Regions from separate parts of the Homo sapiens genome. Here region 2 is linked to region 1. A link is a contact called in ENCODE Hi-C or POLR2A ChIA-PET data. All regions are on one chromosome and are shown on one strand. Each heading gives the region's core, a stretch centred on a gene start or an enhancer-like site at or near the end of the contact. The rest is flanking DNA. Distances are from core to core; before and after follow the strand shown.

What was found. Hi-C counts contacts between places; a loop is a spot of excess contacts on that map. ChIA-PET counts read pairs that join two places held with the same protein, here RNA polymerase II (POLR2A). Pooled maps may share reads with other maps.
Region 2: a map of endothelial cell of umbilical vein shows a loop between it and region 1 (5-fold over the local background). The contact joins the enhancer-like site here to the promoter of CALD1 in region 1. A Hi-C loop is called at or near these places in 1 of 168 maps with a recorded cell type or tissue (endothelial cell of umbilical vein) and 1 of 50 pooled maps. POLR2A ChIA-PET finds 5 or more read pairs at or near these places in 3 of 52 experiments (MCF 10A, OCI-LY7 and T-cell).

The regions. Positions count from the first base shown.
Region 1 is chr7:134,777,846-134,781,259 of GRCh38, forward strand. CALD1 (caldesmon 1) reads left to right here and starts at 1,789. Exons shown (of 15, transcript NM_033138.4): 1 at 1,789-1,904. All of the region lies in intron 1 of LOC124901750 (a long non-coding RNA gene), which reads right to left.
Region 2 is chr7:134,612,089-134,615,565 of GRCh38, forward strand. No RefSeq gene overlaps it. Among named protein-coding and RNA genes, the nearest start is that of BPGM, 33 kb to the right of the region's middle. Within about 2 kb of position 2,008, at least 7 of the 41 ENCODE cell types and tissues checked have a DNase peak (open chromatin) inside an H3K27ac peak, as active enhancers do; they include endothelial cell of umbilical vein, where a contact is called at or near this core.

The sequences.
Region 1 (3,414 bases), core at 539-3,038:
TCCTGTCAGATATGGGATGTCCCCATCAGCAAAACTGGCCGTGTTCCGAAAATTTATTTCTAAATCATTTATCTGGGATCAGAAGACATTTTCCCACAGGAACAATTTTATAAACAGTGGTGTTCCACAAATGCCTGCTTGTGCCACAGTGTACCTGAAATGCAACATTGACTGTATGATTCCCACCAACCATTATTTATTCTTTTCTCTGGGAAAGTGCATTCCTCTTGGGATGCCTGAGGCTCATCTCTCCCTCTGCCTGGGAGCCTCAGCTATAGTTTTTTGGGCTGTGCAGCAGTAGCAGTCAGGAAGAGGGGAGGGAAGCAACCTTCCCAAAAAAGAGATGAGTGTAGAGAGTTGATATGGATGCCTCTGGGTAACTTGTTAATGCTGGAAGGCTGAAGAAGGAAACCAACAGTGCGAACTGGCTACTTCCCAACTGTTCTAAAAGAGGCACAAAGGGCAGGGACATTTTCGTAAACAGAGATCATTTCTAAGTCACATCTTCATAAACAGGGAAAGGCATATAGTAAAACCTCCCATTTTTAAAGACCAGTATCTGGACTTGTAATTAGCCAGGAAAAATATTGTGAAACTTCTTGGTCAGTGATGAAACAGTCTCAAACATATAACAATGAGACATAGATCTTGCACCTATCCCCAGGCCTGACAAATAGTAAGTGCTCCAAAAAAAGGGGATTTCAATTTTAATTAAGTACTAATTGAGTGAATTCTGTATTGAAAAGGACAAGACTATGTGTGGGCCAGTTACCTTAATTCTCATTAGCATCTACTAATTCTGACCCTCTTATAGCACACATCCTAACCATGAAGAGTTGGTCGGAGCACTTTCAAGACGTCACCTGAACATTATGTCACCTCTGCGGGATATATGCATCTGTCTACCCCAGCCCAAAGCAGGTGGTGGGTCTCTTCATACCCTCTCTGATGTGCATCAATTTCTAGGAATTTCTAGTACTATCTCCACATCACCAAATCTGAGGAAACAAAAGAGATAAGGAGAGGAAAGTGAAGCCAGTGAGGATATCCAAGCCTGTAGGACCTTAGGTTTATTCTGGCCAGTATTACCTGCTAAAAAAGACCTACGCTTTTGGTTTCCCTTTGGTCACTTATTTTTATAACACATGCAGACGTATTTTGGGGAGGTGTGCCTCTTTCAGGCTAGAATTTAGTCTGCTCAGCAGACCCGGGTCCTGTCTCCTTCAGGTTTTAGAATTGCATAACAATTTAAACTCATTTTGTATGTGCAAGTACTTTGAAAAGAAATATACTATTAAGACTCCCTCTGGTAAGAAGCCTTCCCCACCCCCACGCCCAATAAACTGATCTGTTAACTTTTTGTTTCAGAGACTGTGCTTTCTTTTTATTGCTGCATTTGTGTTCTACAAGACAGCCTCTTTCTCCAAGATTAACATTTCTTATGATTGTTCCTGACAATGGATTCACTTCCAGAGGCCCTGCTAAGGATAACCAAAAAAGGGCATGGAGCAGGCTGGTTTTGGCAGCGTGCACGCAGTTTCAGAGCTTTTTAGGTCTTGGGTTTTCTGATGAGTGATTTCCTGAGCATGCCTAGGGAATGACAGGCATCTCCACAGGCAGGCTGCATCCACCTTGGCTGGGGTGTCGTCATTGGCTGCCTATTAGAAAAACGACAGGACAATGCATACCACCGCCTCCCGACTGTAAACATAGGGGATATGTGTTCACTTAGCATGGACTTCTGGGAGGGGCCAAGGAAGGGCGGTCTGGAGTTTTATTGAATAGAGCAGTGTGTATTCGGCTGCCTGCCTGCCCGCCTGCTTGCTCTCTGGCTGTGCTCCTGCTTAAAGAAATCAGTCCTTCCTTTCCGACTTAGTCCTCGGGAAGAAGTTTCAGACTACAAGGTAAGGCACAGAAGGCTTTCTTTTTTATCTTCTAGAGAGAATCTGGGGACTTTCTCCGGCTTTCAGTCAACATTCCTGGCTAAGGTAGCTGGAGATGCAAGAATGTTCAAGGCAATAAACCATGCAAACTCCCGAGCCTGACTGGGCTTCACTGCCATACGGATATTCCCGGAAGGCAAACAGGATGAGATTTCCAGTTTTGTTTTTAGAATTGGGACAAGAAGAGTGACCATATAGAGACTTACATTTAGGGAACACTGGCAACTTTGATTAGGATAGCCTTTTGTTTAGGACAGCCATATGAGATTATACCTGATATCCAAAGGCCAGTGTTAGCAAGCCTACTGCACCAGACTGCTCACACAGTCTCTTCTGCATCTTTTATTGCCAAAGATTTGAAGAGGTTTTGCTTTAAAAACAAAATCAACAATCCTTTAGGTTGATGAGAAGCCAAAAGGGAATGATTTTTTTAACCAAAGGCTTTTGCGTTATAGTCTGCTGCCAGTATTTAAAACTAGACTTCCAGAGTTGCAAGGAAATACGGTCAGAGATGGAGAGATCACTAGCACCTAGCACTGGTTGGGTTAATGTCACTGATGGGATATTTGCTAAGACAGAAGATGCCTAGGCTGGTCTGTTTCCTATAAAACCTAATAACAAGAGAATGCATGCGCTAGTGGGTGTGTTTTTTTAGAAAGCACATTTAACGTCCTACCAAACTATTTTTTAAGAAATCTTTTTTTCTGTTTGAAAGTGTGCCTGAGTGTGTCTAGAGAATCTAAAGAGATGTCGATTGGCAATGTGTTTCAGAAAGGAAGGAGGCAGGCTTTTATATCTAGATAGACATATTTGGGTGTCTGAAACAGTAGTACAAGGCAGCTAGTTGGTAGTAGCCTGGAATTCCTTTTAGAAAGAGCTGATGGCAAGGGGTGGGGGAATTTTAGTGCTGTGGCAATACATGGTCAAAAAAAGTGGATGAGAACAAAGTGCTTGATATTTATAGATGCCTTCTATTAACAGGACTATGCAGATGGACTTGTAAACTGAAAATCCTTCTAATGTGTTTGTCAAAACCAGACATATACAGCTAGAACCTGAGTGAAGACTAGATGCTATATGGCAAGCAGGGTAAATCTGATGATTTTTTAGTAGTGCTGGCTATTAAAGACTACCAGCTGCAAATGACTGATTCAACTGGATTTTATTCCATGCAATGCGGTAGTTTGGGGTTGAGATTCATTAAATAAAGTTTTCTCTTTGTATTTAGAAGTTTGGGGATAATTTTCTTGGGAATGCCTATTTCTCCTTCTAGAAGTGATATATGAGAACAGAATTCCTTGTGAATTTCCTTCCCTGGAACAGTTCTGAGTAAGTGTGAGAGAAAAGCTGCAGGCAAAAGCTATAGTTTAATTACTGTCCTTCCCTCGAAGAGATCAAGTTCCAAACTATTTTCACAGTGTTTTTAATGTCAATCAAAATATGGAGAGCAATTTTTCTTTTAACTGTTCTC
Region 2 (3,477 bases), core at 758-3,257, 170 kb before region 1:
TTCACTATGGCGCTCAAGGAAGGAAATAAATGTCTCATCCATGGCCATGGGGGGCGGCTGTTCAAAGAGAGCTTAATGAAACAGGTTATACTTAAACAGAAGTTGACATGCTGAGTGTGGTTTTGAAAGATATACAGAAAAAATGATTTCTGAGTATAGAGAACAATAGGAAAAGGTATGGCAGTATACTAAAAATGAGTAATCCAATTTAGATGAAACAAAGAATCTATGAAGAGATATAATGGAAAACAAAGCCTGAAAAACATACTTGGCCAATATCTGAAGTCTTGGACACAAGGTGGCAGGATTTATACATTATAGGTAGGCGTATGCTATGGTTTGCATACATAGTTCACATGTTGGATGTGATCACCTTAACACCCAAGGTGATGGTATTAAGAGGTGGGGTCTTTGGGAGGTAGCGAGGGCTCCATCCTCATCAATGAAATTAGTGCCCTTATTAAAGGACTTGAAGGCACCTGTTAGCTTCTTCTGTCTTTTCTGCCATGTGAGGATGCTGCAAGAAGGCACCCTCACCAATTACTGAAGCTGCCAGCACCATGATCTCAGACTTCTCAGCCTCTAGCACTGTAAGAAATACATTTCTATTGCTTATAAATTCCCCCATCTAAGACATTTTGTTATAGCAGCAGGAACAGACTAAGGCAGTATATTAGTCCATTTTCAAGCTGCTGATAAAGACATACCCAAGGCTGGGTAGTTTATAAAGAAAAAGAGGTTTAATAGACTTACAGTTCCGCGTGGCTGAGAGAGGCCTCACAATCATGGCAGAAGGCGAGAAGCACATTTTACAAGGTGGCAGACAAGAGAAAAATGAGAACCATGCGAAAAGGGTTTCCTCTTATAAAACCATCAGATCTCATTAGACTTATTCACTACCATGAGAACAGTATGGGGGAAACTGTCCCCATGATTCAATTATCTCCCACTGGGCCCCTTCCACAACATGTGGGAATTATGGGAGCTACAATTCAAGATGAGATTTGGGTGGGGACACAGCCAAACCATATCAGGCAGCATAAGAAAGATTGATTGAAATTCTAATATTTCCCTTGGTGTTTTAAAAATAATTTATTTAAATTCTTATTTATAAACTGAACCTCAAGATAGAGGAATTGGGAGTAAGACTCCACTAAGGGACAGTGGGAAGGGAGCTGGGAAGCACAGCAGTGACTGGGGTAACTATCAGTACATTCTGATGGGAGGGACTTAGTGGAAAGAGACAGCCCAAAATTCTTGCTGCATCTGCCAGTCAGCATAGTTGAGGTGGGAACAGACAGGGCCCTGTTACTCAGGCACCACTTCTGAATTTGGCATCCTCCAATAAGTCTTTCTTTCGCTGAAGTCCACCCACTACCCCATCCCAGTCTGATCTTGGTCTGAGTATAGGAAGTGAATGGTATACCTCTGTGTCAGACCCTGTGTGCCAAGGGTTCTTTACCTCTGGAGCTGATCACTTAACCTTCAAGTTGAATACTGGAGTCCAGTATCAAAACACCGCATTTACATTAACAAGCATATGCTTCCCCATTCCTTAATCATCAGAAGGAATAGAGTTATTAGAAAGTTGCTAAGGTGTTAGAAATCCATCAGTTGTCTGAGAAAGTTAGTGGAAGGATGCAGTAGAACAACACATTTAAAATGACTACCACTTCCTGGCACAGAGTAGATATTCAATATCAAGTTTCCTCTCTGTTGTTTTCCTACACAAGAGAGTGGCACAGAGTAAGTAATATCTGTCCTATAAACACTCACCATGGCTATCCCTCCCTGCCCTGCTAAAAGAAGACATAGTATATCCTCCCATTAATTTCTTTCCCCATTCCTACAGATATTCTTCCTATGAGATGGTGTCATCCTTATCCATTCCTGTTTTCTTCTTCTGGACACCTATGGTTTGTTTCTGTCCGTTTATGATGCAATACCTCAAACAACATTCAGTTCCTCAGATATGAGCTGACTAATGAAGGAGAAACAAAAGGGCTTCTTCCTCTTGGCTTAGATGCAACAATTCTGTTTTTCCAGGCTAAGGATTTCTTCGGGGTTTTGTTTTTCTTTGGTTTGGTTTGGTATAGCGCCACAAGTTGCTGTTGACTCATTTAGCTTCTAGCCAAAGGAAACCCCTGAGCCTCTTTTTCCTCCATGTGATGCTGCTGAGCCATCTCTTCCCCACCCAGATCTTGGAGAGCTGTTTGCTTTTCTAGATCTGAGTAAAGGACCTCTCATACCCAGTAAATTCCATCTTGTTAGATTCATTTTCTTCATTGTAGCCTTTAAGCACATTAACTATCCTGTTCCATCACCACTCCACATATCTTCTTCAAATTAGATTGATTTTCCAGTGATGTTCTTTATTGAAGACATTGCTAAAAAGCCTAAGTAGGACAGGAGACAACACTGAGCCCTGTGACCTGCCACAAGAAGCCTCTTAACAGGTTGAAAGAGAATTCATTAAACAGAACTCTTTTGGTATGGTCATTCAACTGGATGTGAATTCACCTAATTGATCTAGAATCCAGTTCATATTATTACACATTTTCTTTTTTTTTTTTCTTTTATATTTAGATGGAATCTCGCTGTCACCCAGGCTGTAGTGCAGTGGCCTGATCTTGGCTCACTGCAACCTCTGCCTCCCGGGTTCAAGCGATTCTCCTGCCTCAGCCTCCCAAGTAGCTGGGATTACAGATGCCTGCCACCACGCCTAGCTAATTTTTTGTATTTTTAGTAGAGATGAGGTTTCACTGTGTTAGCCAGGATGGTCTCGATCTCCTGACCTTGTGATCCACCCGTCTCGGCCTCCCAAAGTGCTGGGATTACAGCCATGAGCCACAGCGCCCGGCCTATTACATATTTTCTAAAACAAATCATGAGATATCTTGCCAAATGCTTTGTTCAAGTCACATCTACAATTTTTGCGGCACTCACTTCATCTTCCAGTCTAGAAAGTCTATCAAAAATGAAAATAATTCTACTGTAGAATGGTTTACTCTTTGTGAATACTGTTTATTAATGTTTGAAATGTACCACCCCTCTCCATTGCCCTCACCCATTAAAAAACTCATTTTCTAAAATGTGCCTCCCGCCGCCCCACTTTTTTTTTTTTGAGGCAGAGTCTCGCTCTGTCACCCAGACTGGAGTGCAATGGTGTGATCTCAGCCCACTGCAACCTCCGCCTCCCAGGTTCAAGCAATTCTCTTGCCTCAGCCTCCCGAGTAGCTGGGACTATAGGTGTGTGCCACCACACCCGGCTAAGTTTTGTATTTTTAGTAGAGATGGGGTTTCGCCATGTTGACCGGGCTGGTCTCAAACTCCTGACCTCAAGTGATCTGCCTGCCTTGGCCACCCAAAGTGCTGTGATTACTGGCATGAGCCACCACACCTGGCCTCAAATGTACCCCTTTTTTCATAGAGACAGTACAGCACTGTGATCCAAAGTGTGGCTTGAATCCTGGCTCC